2 separate regions of the Homo sapiens genome follow, and region 1 is linked to region 2. Evidence: chromatin contacts called from ENCODE Hi-C or POLR2A ChIA-PET data. All regions are on one chromosome and are shown on one strand. The core of a region is the stretch at or near the end of the contact, and the rest is flanking DNA. Distances in the headings are between cores, read along the strand shown.

Region 1 (2,704 bases), core at 182-2,681, 43 kb before region 2:
CATGATTACTAGAAAGTCTTTCCTCTCCTCCGTCCCCACACCCTGGTCTGATTAGTGCATGAGAAGACTCATGCGATCCTGCCTTGTGCTGGCCTAGTGGAACTTCTAACTCATTCCAAGATCTATTAGGTGACTTCAGGTGACTTTAGGAGTTACCAGGAAGAGGGGGAAAAATATGATGGTAGCCTACCTACACAGGTGTGGTTGAAAGTACCTGAGTCTGGGAGTCAGAAAAACGATAGGTTCAAATCCTAGCTTTTCCGTTTTATTTATATTAGGCAATCAGTCCTTTTGAACCTCAACTTCTCACCTATAAAAATGGAGAGAAATAAAACTGGTCTCTCACACTAGTTGTAAGAATTAAATGAAATTACATATAATCATTTAGTTACCAAGAAACAATACTGAGTAATACCACATGCCACTCATGTATGATAGTAATTTTATAACTGTTAATTCAATTCTTATCATATGTCAGCCACTGAGCTGGCATATATTATTTTACTTAATCTTTAAAGCAACCTATAGAATTAGCCTCATCTTACAAGTGAAGAAACTAAGACATCTAAAGGCGAAGAAATCTGCCCGAGCTTGTACAGTTTCACACCAAGAAAGCCTGACAATAAAATCCAGGTTCGACCAGTACCCTGGACTCTTCCCTGTGGAACAGTGCCTGATAATTGATAAGTGATTCATAAGTATTTACTGCTTCTGCAAGAGGGTCTGTTTCTTATTTTTAAAAGTTAAATCTAACTGATACTTTACCTATTGTTATTTGCCCCTGGAATACAGAGAAATCTTTATAGGAGAAGGAGGAAGAGGAATTTACAATCTGCTCCACTGGTAAGTATCATGAGCCACTGACAGGTTTTCGCCCTCCCTGGGTGCAAATCACAGTAGCCCTTCATAAGAAATACTTAGAAAGGGGCCGGGCACGTGGCTCAGGCCTGTAATCCCAGCACTTTGGGAGGCCGAGGCGGATGGATCACCTGAGGTCAGGAGTTCGAGAGCAGCCTGACCAACATGGTGAACCCTCCCCACGACTCTACTAAAAATACAAAAATTAGCTAGGCGTGATGGCGGGTGCCCGTAATCCCAGCTACTCCGGAGGCTGAGGCAGGCGAATCGCTTGAACCCGGGAGGCGGAGCTTGCAGTGAGCTGAGATCGCGCCACTGCACTCCAGCCTGGGTGAGGGAGCGAGACTCCATCTCAAAAAAAAAAAAAAAGAAGAAAAAGAAAAGAAATACTTAGAAAGTTGGTGTCTCATATATTATTCAGTTAGGAAGTATAGCGTCTCCCCTGCCGGCTTCACTGTATTGGTACTAGAAATGCCAGTGTTTGAAGACGGCTCAAACGCCAGGTACTTTAATTCGTTCTTTCGTTTGCCTTCGTAAGACACAGCGAAATGTTCCTGCGTCAGTGGATTCAGGGAATCCTGTGTGTTTTGCTGCCCCCTTGTGGCTATTTTAAATGTCTCTCAAGTGATTTATAACCTGGATTAAAATTTTCCAATTCAAACTCCTCACGGCGGAAGGTTAAGTATGCATTCTTGGTACCATTGCCTTTGATGTAAAACATGCACATACACTAGCACACTGAATTTTAATTTATCTCTGAATGATAGAGTTATGGCTAAATTCTCAACTGCACTTGAAAGAGATCTTTTAATTCAAACTTCCACAAGGTAGGATATTACTTGTCTCCAAAGTTTAATATTGGAGCTTGATCATTCACCATATTACCAACATAAATTGACCCCTGTATACAAAGGGACAGGAGGAAGATTGTAAACTTACCATTGTGTTACCTGCTTCCTAGAAAGATGTTAAACAATTTTAATACTTTAAATTGAGAGAGAAGAGAGAAGACCACACAAGACACAAGATACAGTCATTTTAAAAGGGTTTTTTCATCAATGCTGTGGAGATGCCAGAGATCGCAGCCACAGCTGAGAAGCGGATCAAGAAAGGAAAAAAATAAAACAGGAACCAAACTGATCAAAATATGCCTAACTTTTTAAGAGAAATATTTATTGGATAGTTTAAAATCAAGTTTGTTAATTTAAACATTTATCAACCCCTTCACTCCAGCTTTTCCGCGCTCATCAAAGAATTCCTACATAGGAGCCTTAACATTAAAGGGTTTTTTCCAAGAAATATGAAACAGATAAACTAATATTGTAAGGAACTACAATTATATACTATGAAACAATAATCAAACATTTGAAAAGAACTTTTTGCTGTTCCATTTTCTGTCAAAATTTACTCTCCTCCACTTCCACTTAAGTTAGTAAACTCTAAGTTTTGAAATAAATTGCCTTTGGATTAGCCAAAATGTTATAAAGTATAATTATTAAGGTGTTATATATTAACATACTTCATATATAACATATATGAAGTCTATATAATACCTCATATGCATTATATTATATAATAATATAATATATATCTTATATAGTATATATCATATATAATATAAACTTCCACAATGTAGAATATTTCTTTTCTCCGAAGTTTATTACTATATTATATATTGTTATATATTATATATAATAGCTCACATATAATACATTATATATGAAGTATATATTAATATATATCTATATATTTATGTCGTTATATATTATATATGAAGTATATAAATAATATATTCTATATGTAATATAGTTATATCATATATTATTTATATAACTAGTCTAATATA
Region 2 (2,700 bases), core at 109-2,608:
CCCAGAACTTCAGCATTGTCTCTTATGGTGGGCAAGTTTCTCCACAGTTAGCAAGTATTCAGTAGCAACCAAGGTTCTACAAGACTTCTGGGGACCTAAGAAACACTCTCAAACTACCCACTATCTTCTCACCGAAAGTAATTCTTTGCCTCTACTTCCTATCCCCAGGCCTCTAGTGGGTCCTATCAGCTTTCTCTTTATGCTTTAATCAACATCAAATTGCTTAAAGCTCACATAAAGGAGTTTCTTGCTTTCGTGACATTGTGAATGATGTTCCTTCTGTTTGGAATATGTTTCCTTTCCTATTTCCCTTTTGTCTGGAAAATTCCTCTCGTGATCGCAGCTCCAGATTTATCTCCTCCAGAAAAGCCTATCCTGAGGTCTTCCCTCTGAGTTCCTTAAATCGCCTATGCCCCTATCTCTATCACTGGACTTGCCACATTATACTATAATTATTCATTTATGAGACTTCTCTACTTGACTTTGGGCTCAGTGAGGGCAGGGAGTGTGATACGGTCATCTTTGCTTCTCCAGCAGAGAGGGCATACTCCACAAATGCTTTCGGAATGAATGTATGCATGATGGATTCAACCCCGATGGAAGAAATTCATGAGAACTCATCTTCTTCTTTCACACTGACACTTGGGAGGTGAGGCTGTCTTACCACTGTGAGGTAAAGTCAACAAACTCTGCAGAGAACTTGTCTGCTGGGAGTTGTGGCGATGGCTCCTCTACCACCTGTTTGAGCTGCTGAAATGGAGTTCCCCATGAATCATAGGGAAATCGAAGGATGGCCAACTCAATCTGGAGAAAAGAAGAAAAAAGGAGACAACAGTTTCAACAGGGCTGCTTTAGGGAATCACCCACGTTTCATTTGTGGATAGACAGCAGGAAACACAAGGCAAAGTTCAAGTATAAGTCCAGGGGTAGGGGGGCAGGAAATAAACTAATAATTTGTTCTCTAGCAATTTTCCCCAAATTCCTAGTGCTAGGGATTTTTAAATATTACTTACTAGACACAGCCACTTAAGCCTATCTAAAATGGGGACCCTCACTAAAACCCACTGTGGCACTTCATAAAAATTGTAAGCCAACCGTATTAAACTTCAGGATGTAAAGCTACGAGGATTTCAAACGTTTGGTCTGACAAGTAATTCCCAGCCTAAGATCTTTCCAGAGCCGAGCATCTACTGCCACCTTCAGGTCCCTTGGTGAAATGACAGGGAGAAAAAGCAACCTAGAACCAAATGACAGATCTTTTTTTGGACTTGAGAAAAGGCCACTTTGCATTACAGGATCATGTGCTTTCTGGGCAGGCAGGAGAAATAACTCATGGGATTTATTCAGCTGCTGTGCCTGGGGAGGAGCCAGGACCACAGTGGATAATTCCAGACCTTGGTGATCCACTGAAAATGTATGACCACCAAAGTTATGAAATTTACAATCACCAAAGTTATGAATAAGTTATGAATAAATCATATAACTTTAGGGCTGTGTCTAAGGAAATCATCCTATTGGTTATCATGTATTGAGGATATACCTGACTGATACGGTTGGGCTGTGTCCCCACCCAAATCTCATCTTGAATTGTAGCTCCCATAATTCCTACATGTTGTGGGAGGGACCCAGTGGGAAACAATTGAATCATGGGGGTGGTTCCCCCATACTGTTCTATGGTTCTCATGGTAGTGAAAAAGTCTCACGAGATCTGATGGTTTTATGAAGCATCTCCCTTTTCACTTGGCTGTCTCATCTCATTCTCTCTTGTCTGCCGCCATATAAGATGTGCCTTTCACCTTCCGCCATGATCGTGAGGCCTCCCCAGCTGCATGGAACTGTGAGTCCATTAAACCTCTTTTTCTTTTAAATTACTCAGTCTTGGGGATGCTTTTATCAGCAGTGTGAAAACGAACTAATACACTGACCTGATCAGACTTTGACTTCTACTTCTCCAATAAAAATATCCTGGGAAGCATAGTCTATGTCCTGGATAACACGGCCCTATCAGGGTTCACGCACATTAGCATTCTTTGCACAGCTTAAGCTTCTTGCCTTGGCTCGAATAATTTAATTTTAAACTATAAGGAATCTGGTCAGATCCTCTCGTTTTACAGAGGAGGATAGGAAGATAGTCCATGTGACTGTAACAATTACTCAAAAAGGCATACAGCTCGTCAGAGGTGGAATCAAGAGAAAGATTGGTTTCCCCAATCCCATATCAGTGTTTTTATTGTACCACAATACAAACAATTATTACTCAAAATCTCCTACCAGCTCAGCAGGAGAGGGCGCCCCAAACCAGCATTTAGGGCATTTGTTTCTTGAACCCAACGTCCACCTCATTCTAGTTTCATTACCCACAACCTCATAGTTCATGATGATTGGCATACACTACCATCGTGATGCCCAGACTCCAAATGTCAGACTTCACACTGTATCCCTTCTGGTTGAGCTCTGGGTTTATTCTTTCAGGCTGGAAAGAAGACAGACAACTGAGAAACTGGGAAGACAATTGAGATAACGTTCTTAGCTCAATAGTCTCTGGGGATGGGGGTAGCACCAGCTGCCAAGTGAGTTGTTATAAGCTGTTAACATGCCACCAAGGCCAAGAAGACCCGGTTAACTACAACAAATATCAATGCCTCCGTGGGGTTTCCCTTCTTCTGTGTTTGTCTTTTCTTGGACACAGTAATGGATCAA

The links. A loop is a pair of places that touch in the nucleus more often than their neighbours do. ChIA-PET counts read pairs that join two places held with the same protein, here RNA polymerase II (POLR2A). Pooled maps may share reads with other maps.
Region 1: a loop to region 2 is called in a map of gastrocnemius medialis, with 2.4 times the contacts of the local background. The contact joins two enhancer-like sites. A Hi-C loop is called at or near these places in 8 of 168 maps with a recorded cell type or tissue (Caco-2, HCT116, IMR-90 and 5 more) and 15 of 50 pooled maps. POLR2A ChIA-PET finds 5 or more read pairs at or near these places in 6 of 52 experiments (GM12878, HEK293T, OCI-LY7 and 3 more).

Annotation. Positions count from the first base shown.
Region 1 is chr17:69,567,963-69,570,666 of GRCh38, reverse strand. No RefSeq gene overlaps it. Among named protein-coding and RNA genes, the nearest start is that of LINC01483, 25 kb to the left of the region's middle. RefSeq lists an enhancer at 1,070-1,571. Within about 2 kb of position 1,431, at least 10 of the 41 ENCODE cell types and tissues checked have a DNase peak (open chromatin) inside an H3K27ac peak, as active enhancers do; they include gastrocnemius medialis, where a contact is called at or near this core.
Region 2 is chr17:69,524,674-69,527,373 of GRCh38, reverse strand. MAP2K6 (mitogen-activated protein kinase kinase 6) reads right to left here. Exons shown (of 12, transcript NM_002758.4): 9 at 2,396-2,473; 10 at 665-804. Among named protein-coding and RNA genes, the nearest start is that of MAP2K6-AS1, 40 kb to the right of the region's middle. Within about 2 kb of position 1,358, at least 2 of the 41 ENCODE cell types and tissues checked have a DNase peak (open chromatin) inside an H3K27ac peak, as active enhancers do; they include gastrocnemius medialis, where a contact is called at or near this core.